3 separate regions of the Mus musculus genome follow, and all the other regions are linked to region 2. Evidence: chromatin loops called from intact Hi-C (ENCODE). Cell type or tissue: heart. All regions are shown on one strand. Each heading gives the region's core, and the rest is flanking DNA. Links, peaks and the distances in the headings are about the cores only.

Region 1 (8,308 bases), core at 44-8,043, 310 kb after region 2:
GTCTGGCTGGGTGCCTTTCCAGGAATAGAATCAGAAACGGGAAGTATGGGAGGTCTATCAATCCTCCCAAAGGCATTTGGTGGCATCTCAGGAAATCCTAACAGGTACACAATCCTGGCTAAGAAAGCTTAAAGCAGTCTGTATTATACACAGGAGAGGAAAACTGGGGCTAAATGGGGCTGAGGCAGGGAATGGTTCTCTCTGTTTATCTGGAACTGGGAAAAAAATCTGACTTTGTAAGCTATCCCTAAGGCTGTGTTCTAGTGTGGGGATAAGATGCCTCACTGGGTACCTGGATCTTAGGAAAGACTTCTCTACATGGCTACTCATAATACACTAAATTCTATTTACTTCTGGTCACAGGAGCACGGTCGCAGTTAAGTTAACTTGTTAACTTGTTTATAGTTAAAAAAAATAAAAAGAATAGGTCAAGACTGGCAAATTCTGCAAAAGGCACAAACTGGGCATTAAGATTTTCCACTGGCTTTGGCAATCAGGCAGGCGGCTGATCCTGTTCAGTGGTTGAGTAGAGGACTGACAGGGGGAGGAGATGTTAGAGCTAGTCTACCTCAAGGCCAGAAAACCCCTTTGAGAAGATCCTATTAGGGTTACAGGAGGACTCCCCTGAAATCCTATTTCCTTGGATTGTGCCTTTGACTCCCAGAGAAAGCCTTTCACCAAATTCTTCAAATGTTGCTTCCTTGCATTTAAGTCTTAGCTAGCATTCTCTTTTTTGTTTCTACTTACTGGTGAAGGAGCTAGTGAGCTGGGGAGAAACTACAGGTTAAAACCGGAGGAAACAAATGTCTAAACAAGAAAGTCTCTCGAACAGAAGTGAGAAACTGGAAGTCCTTTTTCATATCCTTATTTTGATGATAAGAAGCAAGTGCCTAGGCAATAAAGGGAACATTTTACAACTGGAATGCATTCTAGCCTCTCTCCCACTGTATGCCACACCATCTCTTTCCAAATTAATAACTACTACTGAGCTTCGGGCATGTGTGAGCATTTCTAGCCCAAAGACTGAATTTTGTCCACTTCAGGCACTGCATGACAGAAAAATAGTGAAACAACATATGAATTTGCACTTCCAGGTCAATGTTCCGATGTCCTTTGCTGATTAAAAGCTATTTTTAAAGGTGTGTGGGTGCATTTTTTGAATCTGAGCCCAGTTCTTTCTAAACTTTTGTTACTCACCTCTGATTCATTTGCCTTTTTTCCCCTCGTTGTCTGTTGCCTCTATCATGGCCTGCTGCTCAGGGAGGTGGGGGTGCTGTTGCTGAATCACAGCTACTCAGGAAAAGCAATCCAAACTATGCCTTGGAGAATGCTCGACTTAGACTTCTTTCTCTTTTTTGACAGTCCCATTCTGTAGCCCAGGATGCCCTGGAACCAAAGAATGTAGCCCAGGCTGTTCTTGAATTTCTGGCAAAATTCCTGCCTCTCTCTCTCTCTCTCTCTCTCTCTCTCTCTCTCTCTCTCTCTCTGTGTGTGTGTGTGTGTGTAATAATATATGATTCACTCTTTGAGGTCTGATACTGCTTGTTGCTAGGGTAACATATACTGACCTCGAACTTGTGACAATCCTCTTTCCAGTGATCCCAACTCTTTTAAAACCTTTGTTACATTCGATTCATTCACTTCATTTTTTTTTTTTTTTAATCTCTCCTCACTTGCAACGGTCATCACTGGTTGCTGCGGTGGACATCAATTCACAGTTATTCTACAGGAAAAGCCATTCAAACCAGTCCTTGGAAAGGCTGGGCCGTTTCTCCCTTCTTTCCTGTCAGCAGACGCAGAGCGGTCAGCTGCAAGGTCTCACTGGCCTGGCGACCCCAAGCCTGCGAGCGACTGGAGGAAATGTTTAACCTCAGCCAGGCTCCGGCCCACCGGCCTCAGCGCCTCCCACAAAGCCGCACCGCGCTGTCCCGAACCTTGTCTGCAGGCGGGGCCGCCGCTGTAACCCGAGCTGGTGAGGGGTATAACACTGCTCCTCTCTCCAGCGCCGCGACCAGAAAAGGGGCGGAGCCTCTGGCTCTTGGCCCTCCTCCCTGGCCCTCGGCCCGCCCCCCTCTCAGCCCTGCATCCAGCTCTCTCCAGCTCTGCACCCTGCTCTCCCTTGCCCACCTGCAATCACGGCCCTCGGCCCCGCCTCCTCGGCCCTCCGCCCCTCCCTCCCTGGCCCTTGGCTCCGCCTCCTAGGCCTCCGCTCCGCCCTCCCGGGCCGTTCGCCCTGCCTCTTTGGCCCTCCGCCCCTCCCTCCCTGGCCCTTGGCCCCGCCTCCTCGGCCTCCGCCCCACCCGCCCAGGCCCTCCGCCCCGCCTCCTCGGCCCCCCACCACACTTCCCAGACCTCGTCCTCCCTGCCCCGGCGCGGCCTCCCCGGCTGGCTCGCTCTCGCGGCGGCCCTCATCCCGCCCCTGTGCGGGGCTCCGCGGCCCTATCGGTCCCGCCCTCCTTCCTCCGCCCTTCCTCCTCTGCGCCGCTGCGCACCGCCCTCCCTGCCGGGCCAGGCCGGCGTGCGCCCTCCCCGCGCGTCTCTCTGCCGGCTCAGCCCTCCGCGCGCCGCCCTGCGGCCCGGCCTCCTCAGCCCCGGCCCGCCGCTCGCCCTCCGCCGCCGCCGGCCGCGGCCGTCTCAGCCGCCGCCTCAGCCTGGGCGGGCCGGGCCTCCGCCGAGGGCCGTGCACCGGGACTACGAGGACGGGCTGCGAGCGCAGTAAGTACAACTTTCCCGGCCCGCGCCCCCCGCGGCGCCGCTGTCACCCTCGCGCCCTCACCTCGCCTCCCGAAAGTTGGCCCTGCCCGGGGTCGCCTCCTTCCCGGTGTCCTTGGCGAGCGACTTTAGAGGCCACTTTTGTGGGCGAGGGGAATGCGCGGTCGGCCCTCTCCCTCTCCAGATGGAAATCGGATGCTCGCCTGGAGGGAGAGCTTCCCCTCTGGAAAAGGAAAAGTGGCGGTTGGAAGGCTTCTGCATTTTGTCTGAACCGTAGCCGCCCTGCCTCCCCGGTGGCCAGCCCCTCCGGGGAAGCGAGTCGCCCAGAGGCGGCTTGCAAAGTTGGCTGCGTCCTGCACCCTGGAAACTTGCAGAGGGCAATCATAGGAGGCTCAACTTTAAGGGTCGGGGGCTTGGCGTGCGAGGCCGCTGCGGCCCGGTGGTGGGCGGCGGAGACCAGCTAGGGGCTGGGTTGCTCATTTCAGCATCGCCGAGCTGCCCGGGGTTGCGGAACCACTACTTTCCCAGCATCGAACAGCATCAAGGGCTCAAGCCCTTGGATCCTAGGTAGGGTTTAATCGCAGTCAGTTCTGGTCCTAATCTTTGGAGGCACAGAAGGAAATATGCAGGACACGTTTCCTAGCCTACTCCAGCTTGTCAGGTCAGCTCTGCCAACACATCAAAGCCTTGCGTTAAGGAGAAAAAAAAAAAAAATCCCTCCAACCCGCTGACAGCAGGGACGAACACTTAGATACCTAACTGTAGATTGGTGCTCAGCCATTTTTCATGAGACACGTTTTGTCCCAGGGAAGTATATTAAATATGTGGTGATCTCTGCGTTTCTGCCCAGTTTTGGGATGTGTATGTGTGTGTGTGTGTGTGTGTGTATGTGTATGTGTGTGGGGGTGTAGGTAGTTTTTCTTTCTTCTTTAAAAGTCTTTAATCTGTGGTTGCCAGGGGTTGTGATCGTACCTTGGAGGCACAGAAAACCGGCACCTTTCCTGTTTTGTTTTTTAAACCCAAAAACCTGTTCTTTGCTGGAGGCAATCGGGAATGTCAGCCCACTGCAGGGTGGGGGTGGGGGTGGGGTGCTGATAAACCCAGGAATCAGGGCTCCGGACAACTGCGCTAGCAGTTTGGGAAGTGGTTTGTGCTTTATCCTCTAGTGGTCATGTTAATGGTTCTTGTGATCGTATATATTTCCATGGGGAGCTACCCCTAAACCTCAAAAGTACACACGGCCAATACTCCATTTAAGAAGACTGGACACGCTTTGATGATTCTTCTACTGGAGGATCAGATTCAACACAGTGTAATTTGCAGTGTAGGTAATTAAATCTTTTCTAAAAATCCTCCCAATCAGTCACCCCTCCCTTGAAGAGTCTCAAGATGGTACTTTCCGTACCGGGCTCAATTGGCCATAATGGACTGAGATCTTTGCCATCAAGCCCTGTTTCTGGGCTACAGGAGCTTTGGGGGACAGCAGAGAGCCCCTAGAGGGAGCCAAGTCACGGGGCTGACTGTGCAGATAGGAAAGGTTTTCAGTTAGTGTCAGTGTCCTGGAGAGACTCAGTTCCGAAGGTGCCCATGCCATTCCTGGGGTCACACTACCTGAATTCTGCATTTTTTTTTTTTTTAGAGCTGTTTGGAAATTGTAGATTTAGCATCATACAGGGTTGTTGTGTTGCTTTTCTTTGCATTTTTGTCTTTAGAGTTTTAAAGCTTATGACTTTTAAAATCCTAATCCTCCGTGCTCACTTTTATAGCCTTTGTATTTGGTGGCATATGTTAGTGCTTGACCTGAGTGCCTTGCTTTCTGAGAAATGGTTAATTTCTTAAGAAAAGGTTTCCTGTTTCTTATTGGACTTTCTGTTGTTTCATAGAATTTGGGAGTAAAACTATTGTTTACTGCAGGGTATCATTGCTCTTTTTGTTGGAGTTAATTTTGGCAGTCCGGCTTTGTCCATTTATAAAATGTTGAAGTCCCAGAAAAATTTGCAAGTGTTCAAAACTTGGCCAAGTTCATTCTAGGTGGAGGTGGAATAGGGTTGAGGTGTGGATAGGAAACATTAGAAATTATAAATACAGGATTTGAATTAAAGAGCAATGTATCAACTACTGGCTCTTCTTGGCTGTTACTTTGTTTCAGTCCTAAATATCCTAATGTAGAAGTAGTTCCTAGTGTTCTATAGACTTGGGAGGGATGCCTCCTAGCAGCTAGCCAGACTTGTCAGCATCCAGGGAGCCAAGAATGGTCCCCGTTTCTCTAGCTTTGTGATCTAAATTCACTGCCTTTAAGATGGGGATACTACTGTTATCAGGAAAGCTATGATGGACAGGCACCTCAGGCGTGCCTGGCACATCTTCGTCTACAATGGCAGCATCTCCCATTTCTCCGGAACTTTGTCTGTGCCATCCAGACTTGCAAACTCTTCCTTGCCTTTTCCGAACGCATCTATCCAAACAAAGTGTCTTGCTTACTCTGCACTCTCTTCTGTCCATCAGCTCTCAGAAACAGTTGACCACAAAGTACTGGCTATCTTTCCAGCAAAGTAGCTCTCAAACCTGTTTGATTTTCAGGCTCTGCCATGTTGTCCTTTAGTTCAAGCCACTCTGACCTCTCTTAAGTTTGCCGGTCTCCTTTGCCCCTTCCTGCTTGTTTTCTTGACAATAGCCTGAAAAAGAAAGCCATTTCTTCTTCAGGCCTTCAAGATTCCCAAGAATCCTTGGAGTATGGTATAGAATCCTCAGCAGGCCTTCTTGTGCTGTTTCTTGAGGCCCCAGCCCCTCACCCACATCTCCCAGAATACAGGTCAGTTCCCCAGCAGCCTGGCCTCAGGGCCATTTTCCCAGCTCCTGAGTAATTCCTCATCTTTTGAGGACTAGCTCCAGTATGCTTCCTTATGGAAGTCTTCTCTGTCCACTGTTTTCACATCCGTTAGACCCATCTTACTTCTTCCACAATGACAGTCATTCTTAATCTGTCAAAATTTATAATTATACTGTATTTTATTGTTTTCTCCATCCCTTGTGGGCAGTAGTGCCTGCTTTACTCTCCAGGTCCTAGTGTACGTAGCTGTGCTCAGTAGAGAAAGTGGTGTAGTATCCACTTTTCATGTATACCCTCGTTTGAAACTGCATAGAGCAGTCTGTCTTCAAACTCACAGAGATCTGCCTGCTTCTGCCTACTGAGTGCTGGGATTAAAGCACTCAGGCACCGATCGGCACACCCAGGACATTTATGCTCTGTGATATTTGTGTTTTGTGTCAGAAAAGCCAAACTAGCCCTTCTGTGTTCTAATTTTGTGGATGATCTGGAACAGCCTTTAAGTATCAGGTAAAAACAATGCATTTTTGGTCTGTGGAAAACGCATGCTAATGAGACACTTTTAACTAGTGTTGCTCTTGTGATACTCTATGGTACACATTCTGCTTTCCTAACTACATACAGCATTAAACCAACTGTGTCTTATTAGAACAGGATTACAGAATGGAAATATGAATTCTGCTGTGCCTGATGTTTTGCAGTGTCACGTGGTTGTGGGCCAGACAGATGGTGTGACTGCTCAGTGCCAGATGCCCAAGGAGGTTGGGGAAGCTGCCACAGGCCAAGGAGGGAAGGGTCTAAGGATGCCCAGTGGTGTCCCGCCGAGTGTGATTTTCATCACCAAGTGCCATCTGAGCCAACTCTAGAGAGGAGCAACAGGAGCCACCTAGAGGTGGGGAAGTTCTTTTTCCTTTCTCACTAAAGTCTTTTTTAGCAGAAGTAGGCATGACCTTCCATAGCCAAGCAAGTGTAAAGCAGTGTTGGCTGTTTCTGTAGTGTGGTTGCCCCACATAAAATCCTGACTCAGTGTCTCATGGCTCAGCGATGCCTCTGCTGCTCAAGCTGCAGGTGCTCTCTGTTCTTACAATCTTCAGCATTGTCTCCTGACTTTTTCTTAAGTCAGTGTGTTTCCTTCAGTATCTCCTCCCCCTTGGAGCACATGTGACCCAGCTTCTTTTTTGTTGGTCAGGGAATGCACCAAGGACTTTGGATCTACTGCTGTCTTCCGAAGGGAGTCCTCTGCACACGGCCTCTAGGTCCCCCTCTGTGCTGGGATGGTGAACGAGATTACAGATCCTCTGAGCTCCTGCGGCATGCCCAGCCCCACGCTGGCCCAAGAGGAGGGCATGGTTGACCAGGACATGGTCAGGAAAAGGCTGCTTAGGTCTTCATGCCTTCATTTTATTCAGAGAATCTGGTCCCCTTCTTCGCTCTTCTTCCCACTGAAGATAGAACTGTACCTTCTATAAGGCCTCAGACTTTCCTGAGTGAAAGAATAGGAATGGTTTTAGGAAGGCATCTGGCATGTGACTTGCTTTGTGCAGGATCTCTGGGCCCCAGGACATTTGTATCACCACTGTAGACATTATTGTGGTTGGGTACCCTTGTAATTTTTTGGTCTCTTAGGTGTATATGCCCACTGGCTACCTAGAACTTGGACAGTTGCCTGGAGTGTCTTGGCACCAGTACCATTTATTACCTTTTATTTCCAGCCCAAATGTCAGATGCAGGTTGGTTTTAATTGTTTGTATGTTTTATACATTCAGGTTTTTATCATCAAGTTCAACATAATTAATTTTAGAGCTGTCCGGATTTTATGCATTGTAGCTTACTTTCAGTAAGCATTCAGTTTTTACATATGTATGTATATATATATATATGTATATATATATATATATATATACATACATACATATACATATATGTACATATACACACACATATATATATACACACATGTAGGTTATAACAAGAGGGAAGTTAAAATCACTTTCTTCCATATTTTATTCATGTAGACATATGCATTGTCTTTCTTGATGATTATCACTGGCTTCTGAGTGCTATATCAAATTTATCATTAAGTGTAGTAATTTTATTATTGGAAAATCAGTTAAAGTGAAATGATCTTTTCAAATATAAATATATATTCTATACTCTTACTGGGTAGACATTAGTCAGCAAAGTAAAGTAAGAATTTATTTATTTATTTATTTATTTTGTTTTTTTTCTGAGACAGTGTTTCTCTGTATAGCCCTTGGCTGGCCTGAAACTCACTTTGTAGACCAGGCTGGCTCCGAACTCAGAAATCCGCCTGCCTCTGCTTCCCGAGTGCTGGGATTAAAGGCGTGCACCACCATGCTCGGCTAAGAATTTATTTTTATTTATATAAGAATATAAATAATATTCTTACTATAGTTGAATAGATTTATAATATATGCAGCTCTGTTGTAGAAATACCATTGTGGAATAGGTTAGGCATAGTGTCAGACTCTGAGTTAAAACTCAGCCATTTAGGCAAGAGATTGTATTACTGGATGTATTAGGGTCTGTTTTGTATTTTAGCTTCCTTATTTTGATGTGTGTGGTGACTTTTCTTACATGTATTTACTTATTTTAAATATTACTATTGACTGCTTTGTGTAAATGTGTGAATCGCACATGTGGAGATGAGAGGACATTTGTGCGAGTCCTCGTTCTCCTCCTCAGTAGGTCCACAGACTTGGTAGTGAGCTGGGCTGGCTGAGCTGTCTTGCCAGCCTTATACTTTAC
Region 2 (8,308 bases), core at 132-8,131:
GTTCTACCTCAAAAACAAACAAACAAACAAAACCAACTCTTCATTAACGTCCAGCCTAGCCTTCACATCACAAAACAGAGCAAATGCCTACCTTATAGAGGACTAAATACAATACCTTTAAATGTAGTTCTTGTTTTATTATAAATACTGACGCTATTACCATGTGTCTTTTTCATACATTATTTCTGATTCTCCTGAAGGTAGAAATGACTCATTCCTCTCCCAGGTGTTAGTGGGACACACTGTCTTTTCCACCCTGGCAACATCAGTTTCTGAGGTCTGTCAAGGCTCACTTTCATGACTTCACCTCATCATGGTAGACGCTAAGCTCCCCAAGTCAGAGAACACCTGGGGACTTGTTCCTTCTCACGCCTCCCCAGGGTAGATTCACTGTGTTTACTGAAGGAAGAGCCCCCGTCTCCACTGTGGGAATTACAGCTTTATCATCCACTCACAAATTGCATCTTGGTAGAATAACAAATTAACAAATACTATTATACCTGAAACAACACACTGGGCCACGGTCTGGAGAATTACTGGCACTTCTCAAGGGGAGTTAGCAGGCTCTGAAGGACGGGCAGAGACAGGAAGGAGGCAACATGGTGGCTTAGAAGTAAGGTAGAAAGCTTCATCTCCAGGGAACTGCTTCAGTTCTAACAGAGTTTGTTGAATTCCATTGGTGATATGCTATGCTATTTGATTGTGCGTGTGTGTGTGTGTGTGTGTGTGTGTGTGTGTGTGTGCGTGTGCGCGTGCGCGTGCACGCGCGCGCTGTATGCCCAGGTATGCTTTCCTACGTGGAGGCCAGTTCTTAACCTCAAGGGTCATTCTCCCACATTTTTGTGAGAACCCAGCGGTCTCAGGGATCAGTGTTCCTACATCTCTGTGCTGGGATTACAAGCGTGTGTCAACACACTCAGCTTTTTTCCTCGTGCCCTGGGGACCATACTTGGTACTCTTGCTTGTTTGGCAAGTACTCTTGTGACTGAGTCACCCCCCACCCCCTCCCCAGCTCTGTTTTATCATCTGCTCAGAAAAAAAGGCCTCAAAGAGGAAGTTAACAGAAGACTTTGATATAAATCCAGGGCCCTCGCCCTTCCTCAAGAGATATTTCCAGATATTCCGAGCCTCAGGCCATTGCTCAGTCATGGAGTCTCACCACAGCCAGCAGTGTGATGAGAGGTAACCAGGAGGAGAATGGACTTTAAAATGGCCTCCCTTTCCTGTCAGTGACCTTAAAGAACAGTTAGGAGAGAACACATTCCTGAGGCATTTGACTCAGGCCAGCAATGATGTCACAAGATGTGCCATCAGGAGAAGCCCAGAACACACAGCGTCATCTCACAGGGAATGTAACACGCCGCTTCCATTAAGCAGACAGGGCTTCAAGCAGTGCAGTGGAGAGGACAGACAGGAGACAAAAACCAGGGTCTCTGTGTTCAGAACAGGCTGGTCTCTGTCATTAAAACATAGCTAGGAAGTAACCAGAGTCTGCTTGGTGCCATTTCCTGTCCCACTTGCTCACGATGGAGTATTTGAGGAGCTAAGATGGGTGTGGTGACTTGAGAAACAACTTCTCTCCAACCCCTGGGACAGAAGGACTCAACCTTCTGTCTGCTGATCCAAGGCTTCCTGTGCTGTCCACATGCTTAGGTGTTCTCCTGTTCCCATTTCACAAAGGAAAGTGGAAAGTGGCTCACGTACACTAGCACATGTTTTACACTAAAGGCACATATGTCCATGCATCCATGTACACACACACACACACACACACACACACACACACACACACACAGAGCCCACATGGGAAGACTGACTAAGTGGCTTGACACGACTGAGACTGTGATATTACCCTAAATGGAAGAATAAGTGACACCAGAGTGGGGGTTGGATGATACAGGTGTGTAGAGGGCAGGTGAGGGGTGTGCAGAGGGCAGGTGTGAAGGCTGTGCAGAGGGCAGGTGTGAGGGGTGTGCAGAGGGCAGGTGTGAGGGCTGTGCAGAGGGCAGGTGTGAGGGCTGTGCAGAGGGCAGGTGTGAGAGGTGTGCAGAGGGCAGGTGTGAGGGTTGTGCAGAGGGCAGGTGTGAGGGGTGTGCAGAGGGCAGGTGTGAGAGGTGTGCAGAGGGCAGGTGTGAGGGCTGTGCAGAGGGCAGGTGTGATAAAGGTGTGCAGAGGGCAGGTGTGAGGGGTGTGCAGAGGGCAGGTGTGAGAGGTGTGCAGAGGGCAGGTGTGAGGGCTGTGCAGAGGGCAGGTGTGGAGGTGTGCAGAGGGCAGGTGTGATAAAGGTGTCAGAGGGCAGGTGTGAGGGGTGTGCAGAGGGCAGGTGTGGAGGTGTGCAGAGGGCAGTGTGAGGGGTGTGCAGAGGGCAGGTGTGAGGGGTGTGCAGAGGGCAGGTGTGAGGGGTGTGCAGAGGGCAGGTGTGAGGGGTGTGCAGAGGGCAGGTGTGAGGGGTGTGCAGAGGGCAGGTGTGAGGGCTGTGCAGAGGGCAGGTGTGAGGGGTGTGCAGAGGGCAGGTGTGAGGGCTGTGCAGAGGGCAGGTGTGAGGGGTGTGCAGAGGGCAGGTGTGAGGGCTGTGCAGAGGGCAGGTGTGAGGGCTGTGCAGAGGGCAGGTATGGAGATGTGCAGAGGGCAGGTGTCAGGTGTGCAGAGGACAGTGGTGACCATCGGGCAGAGATAGCAGCAGCTCCACATTCCTAAAGGAAGGGACACCGGGAGGTACGAGTGTGGCCAAGTGAGCTGATGGATGACGTGCTCATCCTCTCCAGTCTCCAGGAATCCTGGTCAGGACCAGGCCACCAAGTGAAAATAGAAGTCATGTTGAGTGTGACTTTAGACCCTGATCTTAAGGTACCAAAGGTACCAAATATGCATGTTAGTGCAGAGCTGTGCTAATAAGGGGGCTGTGTAATACTTAACTGCTGCTGCTACAATCTATTTCACTTGCATGTGACTCGGTTTAATGCAGACCCATGTAAGTTTGGGGTTGTATGTCACAGGGTCACAGGGCCTCTCACTGTGTGAAGATCCAATGCCACAGGTTGAGACTAACACTGATTCAGACTCTGACGGCCTGTTTCTTTTTGACAATTGTCCCTCGTTGCCAGTATCCAAGTCTGTGCTGGAGTTAGGTAACTATATGTGCTTCCTGCTATGCAACTACCACATGACCACGGGCTTCATAACTGCAAACTACGTCTCCAGAGAAATGTCAGACGTGCTTTCCTCTTGCTGGTACATAGTCCAGTACATCTAAGTCCATATAAGACAGCCTCAGTCTTTGAACACATCTCGTCACTTATAAAATGTGTGGTCTATAGATTCAGTTGGACAGTAACACTTTAATTCCATTGCTGTAATGTGGGAAGACCTGCTTGGCCTCCTCGTTTTGTTCTTTGAGCAAACATGAAGCTGATGAGGAGGAGCCCTAAGTCCAGACCAGCACTCACACAGGCCTGGTTTTCATTGCAGAACATTTCTCCCTGGGCTGTGGCTTTTCTGTCAAGTGCACAGATTGCATGCAGACACACACAAACTATCAAGTGTGCACACACATGAGTTCGCACGCGCACGCGCGCGCGCACACACACACACACACACACACACACACACACACACACACACACGATATCCAGTGATCTAACTACACAGGCTATGTTCTCTTAGTCATCTTAAGTATTTCCACGTGTCCATTTGACTTCTCCATCTGGGTGTTCTGCATGATGGGCTGTGCCTCAAACCAATTTCATTACCTCACTTTCCAAACATCCCGAGGACGCTGTCTCTGTCTGCTCACTCAGTAGGAACCAACCAGACTTCTCAAGCCAAGAGCTTTGCACTCTGCTTTGAGTCTTTCTTCTCCTCCTTCATGATTTCAACCAGCTATGTGTGTACTCCGAACAGTGCTTTGATTTTTCTCTTTGTGACACTGCCCTTGCAGGCACTTAGTTCTTTCCTCCTGACCCCATAAGCAGCCTCAGAGTCTTTCCCACCCCAGGGCATGTGCCACAATGCAGCCAGCAGAGGGATCCAAAGCGACGGAATCGTTCAAGGACTTCTCTGATGCCCAGAGACTAAAGGAAAACTGCCAGTGTGTCTTCCGTGCTTTCTGACCTGGCTGGAGGGCTTCATCATGACAAGCTGTTACTCTTCAGAGCCCTGTTGTCTAGCCACAGCAGGTTTGCAGGACAGTTCTTTGTCACGTTGACACAAGCTACTGTCAGATTCCTGGATACATTAAGCAACCCTAAAGTGTAAAGATTTCTCAGTCAGAAAAAAATGTTCCAAGTTTGAAATATATCATTCTGGTGCATAAAAATGTAGCAACAAGTTCAAATTTGAAGGCTTGTTCAGAGAGCAGTAAAAATGAATAGAATTATAAAGGGCTAACTGTAGGTTAGGAAAATACTTTTTTTTAAACTTTAAATTCTCTCTCTCTCTCTCTCTCTCTGTGTGTGTGTGTGTGTGTGTGTGTGTGTGTGTGTATGTGTGTGTGTGTGTGTATGTGTGTGTGTGTGTATGTGTGTGTATGTGTGTGTGTGTGTGTGTGTGTGTATGTGTGTGTGTGTGTGTGTGCACACACTCGCCCGCGACTGGGCATGCTTACCCATAAGGGCACCGTGGAAGCCAAATGTCAACACTAGATATCTTCCTCTATCCCTTTCTGCCTTGGATGAGGTCTCTCACTTAGCCTAAACCTTGCCATTTTGGCAAGACAGGTTGGCCAGTGAGCTTCCCTGATCTACCTGTTGCTTGCCTCTAAATTCTGTTGCCCACAGGAGGGAGCTACGGCACCCGGCTTTTATGTTTTCTGTGAATGCTGAAGACCTGGGATGCTTCCATGACTTGTACCTTATCCACTGATTTATTTTATCCCCACACGACATCTTCTGTTGTCTCTGTCTTATCTGTTGCCCTGTAAAATGACAGATGTCAGACAGCAAGGATGAAGTGCTCCCTTATGAAGGAACAGGGAGGCTCTATGGTAACTAGGATGCCTGTGGTCTGAAGATTCCAGGTGAGACCTTGTGTTTCTTCCCCTCTTCCTCCAAGTCAGTGGTGTCTGCTTCGTGTTCCCTGCAGCTCCGTGTTCCCCCTGCTGGCGAGAGTCAACAGGCCGGGTCAACACTACGTGCACGGCTGGCTTCAGAGTCTATTTTATAGTTCGTCGATTCGCTCAGCTGTCGTTTTCACACTTGATCATGAACAGACTCCATGCAAGGGAAATCAACTGAAGATGACTGTCTTTCACAGAACTCAATAAAGAAGCTAGGAGACACGTGGGCTCCGTAACGGTGAGTATTCTTACTGACTACTAGGAAATAGGTGTGAACCAGAGCGAAGCACCTGAACTCAGCTCACTGAGGCGGGTCCTCACTCTGCCTCAGCGCTTTCTCCCCAATACGCCTCAGGGATGGATCTTTCTGACATCAAAAACACAGCAACCCAAATGTGATATTGAAATAATCCCCCATGTCTGTATGCTGCAAGTACATTTGTATGGACAACAACTGTATTTAATGTACTTAATCACATTCAGAGGACCTGTAACCATAGAATTTTAAAGTGAGACTCGGTTTGAAATGCTGACTTTAAAAAGATCCATTTTATTAAGTGTGTGTTCTTGTGTGTGTGTTGTATGTGTGTACATGTGTGTGTCTCCATGTGTGGTATACATGGATATGTGCACACTGAGTGTATGTGCCTGGGGAGTCCAGAGGCAACAAGTGCCACAGACCCCTTAAGCTGGAGTTACTGGCAGTTGTGAGCCACCTGCGGTATATCCTGGGACTCAAACTTAGGACTTCTGTAAGACCAGTGATCACTCTTAACAGCTAAGCAATCTCTCCAGCCTCAAAATGCTAAGTGTACAGTGATATAAAGTAATTCTGCTATATAATTATTAAATGGTATAAGGAAATAATGCCCCCCCCCTTTTTTTTGATACAGGGTTTCTCTGTGCAGCCCTGGCTGTCCTGGAACTTGCACTGTAGACCAGGTTAGCCTCGAACTCACAGAGATCCACTTGCCTCTGCCTCCCAAGTGCTGGGATCAAAGGTATGCACCACCACTGCCCAGCTCAAATAGTTCCTTTTAAAATCTTTAGTTCTTATAAGGACACAGATTTTTATCTTTTTCTTAATTTTCTAGCTTCAGCATTGTTGAGTCCTGTCTCATGTTGACCATACAATGAGCTCAGCATCTTTCTCATTCCTATTGATTCAGTGGCAGTGTTGGGTTCTTACTAACTTGTACCTGGGCTGGCACTCTGACATGTGCTGGAAGATAGAACAGTCCATGGAGGTCCAAGGTGGGTGTGGTGACCCGTGGTGGGTCATGGGGCCACCATGCTGGGCCGTGGGGGTGGGGAGAGTGCACTGACTGCTGACAGGAGACGAGGAGGGGAGCATTCCAGGCCGTATCTGTCCAGGAGGAATCAACCTCCTCTCGGAACGAGGACAAGATTATCGGGGTGTGTCTGAGGAGTGGCAGGCTCTGTCTTCTGTTTAAAGAGGACTCTCTGTCTTTGTACTGAAAATAATCTCAAAGAGCAAGAATCAGGGAGACATTTGCCATTGTACAGGAAGAGATGCTGGCACCACAGGCTGGCAGCCAAGGAGGTGACCAGATGTGGCTGGGCTCTGGCTAGAGTCGGAAAGGAGGCCTGCAGAATGTTGGTAGACTTAAGTGAAGTGGGAGAGAAAGAGACAAGACAAAATGATCCTAGGGATTGACTTCTGAGCAACTGAGGGAAAAGAACTTCAATTACATGCACACATATGGGAGTGCACGCACACATACACATGTACACACATGCATGCACATACTCACACATGCACACACATGCATGCATACACACATGCACACAAACACATACACACACTATATGCATGCACATATACATGCATGCACACATACATGCACACACTTGCACATACATACTCATATGCAAACACATGCACACACATGCACACAATGTATACAATGCATACACACATGCACATGCATACTCACACATACACACAAGCACACATACACACATTCAGACACATATACATGCATGCACATACACACATGCACAGTCACACACACAAGCACACATACATACACATGCATGCACACATGGGCACACACATGCATGCACACACACAAGCACATATGCTCACATATATGCAGAGGCATGCACACGGGCACACATGTGTACAAACAGAGACAGCACCCAACATGTTCATGATTTTCCTCAATCCATAAATAAAGCAATCACCAATCAATTGTGTGAAAAGTTGCCTGTCTACTCAACACCTTGCCTCAACGTCATGTTTAGCTCTGTGCAAACTCAAACTGTTCTCTGAACAATAGCGTGCTCGTCCACACACCAACCTTGGATTGTTCATGAGCAAGGCTGTGGCATTTTGACTTTTGAGAAGTGACTTCTATTTTATAGATGTCATGTACTTGGGAGTATTCTGTAAACCTAATCTGGTATTCCATATTTGATAGCAGCTACAATTGCAAACTCCAGGTCCCACACCCTGCAAATGGGCCTAAATGTAATGCTTTGGCAAAGAGCACAGACATTTGTACTTTGAAATGTGGTGTATCCTCTGCCAAGACTGTGGCGTGTGAAAACACCCAGCAGGGCTGGCAATCTCTGAGGGGTTTGAGGAGCATAACTACGGCTTCAAAGTTAGCCTGACCCTCCTTATTTATGTTCTCTGTGGACACCTGGGAAATGTGTGTTTCTACCATAGCCTGAGATCTAATACTTACTCAACAAGGAGTATTTTCTTTGGCTGATAAATGAACATTTTGTGCTAGCTATCAACTCTAAAATAATACGCCCGTATCAGATTCCCACTTTTATTTTTTATTTAAACCAAAAGAAATCCTGGCCAGCATACTTTCCAAGGGAAATGGATAGTGTCTGCCAAAGGCACTGCTGGCTCTCCATCATGCTGCCTAGTTTTAAAGACTCTAACCTTGATGACCACTGCTATTGGCAGAGACCACAGGAGATGAGGACAGCTTGGCTCAAATCACACACTGGCCCTGACCAGTCCTGCCCCTGGGCCCACTGTTGTGTCTGTGCAAGGCATTCCAGATCTTGGAATCAGTCTTCCCAAAGACTAACCCTCAGCAGACTGTCTGCGATTCTAGACTCCTTGGAAGTTTCTACAGCCTGGCAGCACCCATGGGTCCTGCCTGCTCTGACTTGCAAAGCTCTCCAGCCTTAGCCTGAGACCTCCAGCTGCATTTTGATGCAGGAAATGAGCCATTCCTTCCTCCCACCAAATTAAACCTTTTAACATAA
Region 3 (8,308 bases), core at 77-8,076, 81 kb before region 2:
GCGTGGATGGGTCTCTGGGTGCAGATGGGCAAGGAGTCGGCGGGAATGACAGACAGATGCACACAGGAGATTGTGTAGAATCTGAATGTATTTTGTCAGGTCGAGCATCAAACTTTTTATACAGCAGAATAGCAAGAAGCCAGATGAGATACAACCCACCAAGTCACAGTGACACAATACAAAAGGAATGTATACATCAAAAGATGGCGGGGACCCTAACCCTGCCACTAAGAAGGGAGCCAGGTGGAAAGCTAGTCTATTGTTAAGCCCACCACCAGGGGTTCTACTTTAGCAGACATTCTCATGAATACTGCAATACCACAACCTCCTCCCCCTATTTCCTGGGCCCTGATAATTTCTAGTAGGAGTGTAACTTTTAAGTATCTGTGGAGAATCTCCATTTGTTAGAAGAATTCACCAACTTGCTTCTAATATGCAATGTAGCCTGTACTGAAGATTTCTATCTCATGCCAGCTCAGAGATGGCACCGCCCACAATGAGCCCTCCCACCCTTGATCACTAATTGAGAAAATGCCCACAGCTGGATCTCATGGCGGCATTTCAGCTCCTTTCTCTGTGACAACTGCAGCTTGTGTCACGTTGATACACAAAACAAGCCAGTACAATGTTCTTAACTCTAATTTTTATAGCGTCAGAAATTATAAGTCTAAAACGGTGAGACGGCTCAGCTGATAAAGATGCCTGCTATCAGGCTTGATGGACTGAGTTCAACACCTGTGACCCACTGGGTGGAAGGAGAGAAAAGACTCCCAAGTTGACCTCTGACCTCCACCTGGGTGCCACGGGCACACATGTGACCCACCTTTCTCAGTAAATATAATGAAAAAAATATTTTTAAACATACAACCACACAAGCACATACACAGCCGTGCGTGGTTCAGAACACAGGCCCACCACTGTTTATGAAGCAGACTACCTATTTTTAAGAATATTTTTGGACACCATGCTATACGATAGCAAAAGTCTGGTCTGCATTTCTTCTGGCAGCTTGCCTTCTTCTGGGGGAGGCATATTTGGAAATGGATTCTGGTTTTTGATTCTTACATTTTGAGAGTAGTCCTGGTATTAAGGAAATAATATGGCTATTTCCCATTTCTGCCATATCATCAGGGTGTTTGGTGGAAGTCTCTGTCATATTTTCCAGTCTGTCTGGGAGCATACAATATTCACAATTCATTTTGTTGAAGAGGAGATTCTGTTTAATGCCAATAAATATGCATGACTGTTTGGAGAGAGGAGTGTCAAGATGTGAGAGCAGATAGAACTCTGGAGACAATTCAGGACGGTGGCATGTGGGTGCCATGTCCCCGACCTCATCTACACACATGTCAAGGCTGAGAAGGAGCCTGGACGCCGTCTCTTTGAAAATCCATCACCGCAACATTTTCAAAGGCAGATTAGAAACAGATGGAAAAAACAGTTTATTTTATTTGGAAAATCGGATTCCCTTCTGGGAGACCTAGGGCAACAAACATCAGGATCTGGCTCTGCTCACATTTCCTGGCTCACTCTGAGACTGGAATATACGGTTAAGGATGGTTCAAGAAAATATGTGTGTGTGTGTGTAAAGAGAGAGAGACAGACAGGCCGACAGAGACAGACACACACAGACAGCAACAGAGAGACAGACAGGCACACGCACACATACACACACACACACACACAAACACACACACACACACAAACACACACACACACAGAGAGACAGAGAGAGAGAGAGAGAGACAGACAGACAGAGAGAAAGAGACAGACAGACAGACTGACAGAGACAGACAGCGACAGAGAGACAGACAGGCACACACATACATACACACACACACACACACACACAGAGACAGAGCGAGAGACAGACAGACAGACAGACCGACAGAGACAGACAGACAGCGACAGAGAGACAGACAGGCACACACACACACACACAGAGAGAGAGAGAGAGAGAGAGAGAGAGGGAGAGAGAGAGGGAGAGAGAGAGAGAGAACCACCTGGAGTCAGAAGGCATGGGATTCTCTGGATTAGGAGTTACAGGCAGTTGTGAGCCACACAAAGTTGGTGCCAGGAACCAAACTCAGGTCCCCTGGAAGAGCAGCGACCAGTCTTAATGGCGGAACCATCTTTTCAGCCCTAGACCTTTTCTGATCTGGTCACACCATGGTGAGCAAACAAGAAACATGATTCTTGTGTCCCTCTAATCAGGACTTTGGGCTGTAGCTAATGCCTTCCGTGGTTTAGACCTAACTTAGGATCTTGTGATTCATTTAACTGTCATGTCTCTCGAGTCTCCCCTCCTGTGGTTCAACTCTAGCCTTCCTTTCTCTTTGATGACCTTGGCATTTTGGAAAGGACAAGCCAATTATTTTGCAGACTCTCTTTCACTTCGTGTCAGAAGTTTCCTCATGGTTAGATTCAGTTTATGTGTTTTGGCAAAAATGCCTCATAAAGAATGCGTTCTTCTTAGGGTATCGGTCTAGAATGTGAGTGGAACCTGTCTGTCCAAGCACTAAGGACATTCTCTTTGATTGCTAGACGGTGTGTTGCTTAATAACTTTTGCTCCTATAAAGTACAATTTTCAGGAGTTTCTTTAGGGCCAGGGCTTGAAGATGATTCTAGACCAAGGATGTCCCCCTGTAGTGAAAGAGTGTCCAATTCTGTCCAACATGACAGCCAGTGAGTGACACGTTTTGGGCACTTATGACAAAGGGTGCTATTGAAGACATCAAAGGGGGTACAGTCGGAATGTCAGAATGCTCATAAAACAGCCTGTATGTACCAACATCTCCTAAAACAGACAAGTACTGTGCTTTGGATCTTTGGACCAGGGGCTTAGGGCAGAGAACCATGTTCAGAGCTGAAGCCTCAGAGCTCATGGCCCAGCGGTTGCCTGGCGTTAGAGTGGCGCCCGGGAAGCCACCTCCCATCTTTATTTCAGAAGTAGCTGCTCTAGAAGCTCTAGGCAGAGCCAGGGTTAGCGCGACTTCATTCTGTAACCCGGGCTGTAGCCTGTTGTGATGACTGCTTTTTGCGGGGGTGGGGGTCGGGGGAGGGGAGCGTCTGAATCATTCTAAGAAAATGGGGCTTGGTTTGTTCGATGAGTTGGGGCCAGGTGAGATCCTGCAAGAACACTGTGTTGTTCTTGGAAGTGATTAAGGTTGAAGCACAAGTTCGGGGAGAACGATTGTATCCCTCATAAAAGTGGATTCTGTTCGTTTTAAGGTACACAATAGAAGCTGTGGCCCAGACTCGCCCCAAAGGCAGCCTCGAGGGCATTTACACGCACAGATGGGCATGCACTCAGGAGAGCCACTAAGGAAAGCTGACGTTGAAACGCCCACGTCTTAAGCTATCTGCTGTGAACCTCTGCAAAGATTCATTTTTTTTCTTGCCAAATATAGCATTCAGTTACCAAGTGGAATTGTAAAAGTTTACGTTTTCATGAAAATTCCGGTAATGTTTTTTCCCTCCTCCACCAACGTCTTCTCAGTTCACCACTAGAGGGCACTGTTGGCAGTGAGATCAACAGGAAGGAAGCAGAAAATTGTCTAGTGTTTCTTTGTTGTGTGTGTTTTAAATAACTTTAAATTACTTCCTTTCCGTCAGTAAATAAAAACGGAAATTTAAAAGCTACTCTACTTACAGTTTATATGGACTTGTGTTTCCACTCACCTCAGATACATACAAACCTTGAGTGTACTCCATTAACAAAATAAATAAATCATTGTAAAATGTAGTTCCAATTTCTCCCAAATGCTTCCTTTCCCCAGGCACCTCGCACACTCCTGTACATCCTGTTTGGAATGTTTCCCGCACTTGGAAACGCCTTAGTTGGTTTTTTTTTTTTGTTTGTTTGTTTGTTTTGTTTTGTTTTGTTTTAATTTCTGAGCCGGTTAAACAATTTTACTTTCCCAATCACACTTTCCTGTCATTTGCTTCCAGACCCCAGAGCAGCGAGGGATCTTTCTGGTATCTAGCTTAAGCTATTTATTTCCCGTGTACCATATATACATATTCTGCACGCACACACATGCACAGGAAAGCACATTCCATGTCTCCATTTAGAGGTTACAGAGGTGGCAAGCGTGTCTGCATTCTGAGGGCGCATCCAAAGCTGCTGTCTAGCCATAAGCTTCATGCTTTTGAGGAAAACCTCAACGATGACTCCAGGGGCAATCTCTGCCTCCTTTCAGTGAATGCTGGGCCGTGTCACCATCCTTCAGGCTCACACATTAGCCCCGTAGCAGGCTCTAACACAGGCTCACACAGGTTCTGCTTGGATTTAGTTCTAGGAATTGGCCTGAGGACTGGAGGGAGACTGCTGGTTGGTCTATCGGCCACAGGTAGGGAACGACTTCTGTAGAATCTTCCAGAACAGTGGAAGTGCTGGTGCTTACTAGATTTCCTACGTTACTTTCTGTTACTGCGATAGCACCCTGACTAAGTCAACCTGAGGCTGGAGCTGAAGCGGAGGCCATGCAGGAGCGCTGCCACTGGCTGCTCACTGGCTCACATTCAGCTACCTTTCTGACCTGGATGGACTGCCTGCCTAGAGATGGTGCCGCCCACAGTGGGCGGGGCCTTCCTCCAACAACTAGCAATCAAGAAAATGCCCTGCAAACACTCCCACAGGCCAATCTGATGGAGGCGATTTCTCAACTGAAGCTCCCTTCCCCCAGCCTCTCTAAGTTTGTGTCAGGTTGGCAGGTGAAGCTATGACATTAGGTAGGGACACAGAAGCCACAGGAAACTGCAGAGTCAGCATCCATCCAGGCCCCCTCCCCCAATCAGGGCTGTCATTGTCCCTCACACTTGCTCTGCAGCAAACTCACATGGCCCTGGAGTTCTGAGTCCCTTAGATCTCGTGCCCGACTCACAACTCCTCTCGCTGCCTTTCCACTACAGGCAAAATGAGCGCCCTGTGAGTGAGCAGTGGTGTCGTCTGGAACTCCAGCTTTGCAATACACCGCAACAACAGCTCACCACTCACGGTGGTTCAGGGCAAAACTTAGCAGCGGCTGCTTCTGCTACCCCAGGGCATCTTTTCCTGTATGCCCGGATTGCCATCTCTGCCACCACAATCTCCTCCAGTGGATTACTTTCTCAAGTTGCTACTGGACCTGCAACTGTAAAGTCCAAGTTGCCAAGGCCTTCCAGGACTTAGCTGCAGCCTATCTAGTAACCAGGATGCCATTAGCTTCCCCTACACGATGGCACTGGAGCCAATCCCAAGTCTCCACGAGGCTGTGTGTTCCTCCAACCACCTGTTAGCCAGATCCCTCCTCTCAGCTGAGGATGGCAAGATGGCATTAAATAGGCTAATATTTGTATGAGAGTAAGCCATCACTGTAAGAAACGAGGGTCAATGAATATTTTGGGCCAAAGGTAAAACTGTTTTAAACATCACGGACCACGTGTGTACCGCCCACCCAGCATTTAAAAACTCAAAGTGAAGCTGAGTTCATGCGGTCGGCCGCAGACTAGATTTCGTTCCTGTGAGCTTTAGTTTGTCAGCCTTTGAATGAGAGGTAAGAGGGGAGATCTGTGGGAGGCTGGAAAAAGCTCCAGAGTCCACCCGGGCTTGAATACACGAGGGACAGAGCGAGGGAAGTTTCTGGAAGCATGCTTGATCATCTGTGAAGGCCTGAGGAAGGCTGTCAGGGAGTGCTCGAGCCCAGACCAGCTGTCGTTTTGACAGCTCTGGAGAACAGGATTGTGATCCTTTCGAATAAATACGTGTCCACCTTCCTTCATCAGAGCAGGGCTTCGAATGTTTTCTGTTCATGACCCTTTCTTGTCTGAGAAACTTTTGCTACCCTGTGTGTATAAGCAGATGTAACAGGTACGTAAGTCAAATGTTTACTTAGGGTAAAAGCCTTCAGGTTTCGGAAACAATTCTTTGATACATACGTGATTTTACTGTTCATTACAGACAGAACCGTTTGCACATCACTGGATGTGTGTGTTGGTTTAATTCAATGTGGTTTGATACGCGCTGCGGTAGGAAGCATGGGAAGTCTTTTTTTTCCCCATAATTAGACTATTGTGCTTCCATAAGAGAAAGCTTCGAATAGACCGTCAAACACAACGGTTTGTAACATATAATAGTTTTAAATCTGAGGTGTGTCCTTGGTGAAGCGTTCGTTAGCCGTGTGGTGTGCAGCACAAAGTGTAACTGTTGTATGTTATCGACTGAGAAGTCCTGGTTCTGTGAAGGCTGAGCAGCCAAGTCTCAATGACTGTGGGGAAGTTGGAATGTTGTAGGTCCAGAACCTAATTACCTTGATCTTAGGTGACCTTTAGCCTACTAAGTAGCCATTTACCCCACACCACCCTAATGTCCTGATTACACACAGATAAAACCCTTCTGGAATGTGTTCACTTAGCAAACTCCCAATTTTCTTCCAATGAAATTGCACAGGGTCATCAGAGAGCAGCCGAGACTTCTCTGCTTCTCCGTGACCGCCTATGTAATGTTTTTGAAGTATCTTTGTCGAGTTACTATAAAAACTTCATGAAATTCCTTTTGCATCGGAACACTGGATTTGGGGGTTACCTAAATCCATGTTTCCAGGCCATGGTCACCCATATTTGGCTCCAGAATAAACTACCTCTTATTCTCTTTGATGTGAGAGTTGGTGTGGACAGTGCCATGACTGTAATGAAGTTTCTCCATACAGCACAGGTGAGTTTCGTCAGAAACCCCCCTAGATCTGTTCCATGTTGGATTGCGAGTTAATGTCCACTAGTGTCCAAACCTTTCTCTGCTGCTGACATTTCTTCAACTCAGTCCCATGTGGAGTCAGGGCCTGCAGCTCGAGGACAGGGCTTAGAGGCCAGCTGTCCTTGGGGACATTCATATCCACTTTCTATGTGTTGCAATTAAAAAATATTCTCCTAGGACTTATATACAGCAAGTTAATCATTCTCTATTAAAAATGTCCATTTTAGGTTCTGGGTTCTTTTGGGACCAGTGAAGCTAGATATATTTATATCCAGAGCACAGATCTATCTGATGGAACGCTGCCACCGTCTCAAAGTGTCCCACCCGACTCTGCACATAATCAGTTTCAAACCTGTCTGTAACTTCACTTCCTCCTTCAGACAAATATGCCTGTAACTCATTAAAGCCCCCCAGGACTTGCATCAGCCATCAGGAATGCCCATGAACCACACACTTCTAAGCTGATGTTTTCATTAGCATTGCAAGGTCTGGGCCAGCACAAGCGTCTGCACTCTGTGGTCTGGCCACACACGCCTGGCCTCTTCATTCTCTTTCAAATCACGGGGCCGAATGGAAGAAATAAACCTGTTGGTTATATTCTGGAGTTCACTTCTAGGCTTGGTCACACCTTGCTCTTACACCTCTCATTATGGCCCAAGAACTCAGTGGAGCTTCTTCAGCAAGGTCTCTCTCACAGTCAGCCTGTGACAGAGAAGAGCTTCCTGCTCTTAGCCATTAATTCACAGAGGACCAGGTGGGCTCAGATCCAACGGGGCATGGGTTCTGTGGATAGGATCTCTTTTAAAAAGATGGCGACAGTTTTCTTTCATCCTTTAAAAAGGGTTTTAGTGTGTGTGTGTGTGTGTGTGTGTGTGTGTGTGTGTGTGTGTGTGTGTGTTTGTGTTCAGATGCTAGTGGAGGCCAGAAGAAGGTGTCAGATCCCTTGAAGTTGGAGTCACAGGAGCCCGTGCGCTGCCTGAAGTGGTTGCTGACATCTGGTAGTGCAGGATCTTGCCACTGCTGAGCCATCTCTCCAGCTCTCACCCCAAAGTGGGGGAGAGATGTGAGCCTGCCACCCATTGACTAATGAGGCGTGCACATGCTGTTCTGTGGTCGGCTTAGTGATAGTTTGCCAACGCCGCACACTGGAGCGTTCTGGCAGGGAAGGCTCCTGCTCCTGGCGTTTCCGAGAACACTGTGGCCTCCATGGTCTTCAAGGCCTTGTCCCCTCACCTGGAGAGGCCTAGGTTCTGCAGATTTTGTAAGTGTATATTGGAGAGTCTAGTTATGTCTTGGTCCCTGTAATTAAGCCACTTTTTTTCCACAGTACCAACAACAATTAGCTTTAAATGGTTTAATGTCTTGCCCTTCCCATTTAAGTGGTTAGTCCACTCCGGTTACCCCAGGCTTCTCATAAGAACTCTCCACTGTGTAGACACAACAGTGCGGAGGGACACTCTCTTCCAGTTCTAAATCACTGTCAGTCATGTTCCTGAGTGAGGCAGCTATGTGAGAAGGTATTTCTTGGGGGAGGCTGAGAGGTCCCACAATGGCTGTCTACACTCCAGGAAGCC

What was found. Hi-C counts contacts between places; a loop is a spot of excess contacts. Peaks named below come from ENCODE experiments on the same cell type or tissue, not always from the same donor. Only the 100,000 strongest peaks of a DNase experiment are listed, where the experiment ranks them.
Region 1: a loop joins it to region 2, with 5 times the contacts of the local background. A loop is called at or near these places in 4 of 42 quality-filtered maps.
Region 3: a loop joins it to region 2, with 2.5 times the contacts of the local background. A loop is called at or near these places in 3 of 42 quality-filtered maps.

Annotation. Positions count from the first base shown.
Region 1 is chr6:145,744,252-145,752,559 of GRCm38, forward strand. Rassf8 (Ras association (RalGDS/AF-6) domain family (N-terminal) member 8) reads left to right here and starts at 2,536. Exons shown (of 5, transcript NM_027760.3): 1 at 2,536-2,715. Gm15704 (a long non-coding RNA gene) reads right to left here and starts at 4,123. Exons shown (of 4, transcript XR_869590.3): 1 at 2,777-4,123; 2 at 1,569-1,783; 3 at 1,198-1,386. In heart, for the core only: CTCF peaks have their summits at 2,515, 4,196 (motif pointing right) and 6,414; DNase peaks (open chromatin) are centred at 2,050 and 2,470; H3K4me3 peaks cover 3,293 bases; H3K27ac peaks cover 4,169 bases.
Region 2 is chr6:145,437,888-145,446,195 of GRCm38, forward strand. It overlaps Gm15499 (a long non-coding RNA gene), which reads left to right and starts at 4,983. Exons shown (of 3, transcript XR_378154.3): 1 at 4,983-5,291. It also overlaps a transcript of Lmntd1 not described here. In heart, for the core only: CTCF peaks have their summits at 4,017 (motif pointing right) and 5,094 (motif pointing left); DNase peaks (open chromatin) are centred at 3,790, 4,008 and 8,064; H3K27ac peaks cover 4,986 bases.
Region 3 is chr6:145,356,734-145,365,041 of GRCm38, forward strand. No RefSeq gene overlaps it. Among named protein-coding and RNA genes, the nearest start is that of Gm38926, 12 kb to the left of the region's middle. In heart, for the core only: a CTCF peak has its summit at 3,503 (motif pointing right); no DNase peak of the experiment used is centred there; H3K27ac peaks cover 1,042 bases; H3K27me3 peaks cover 960 bases.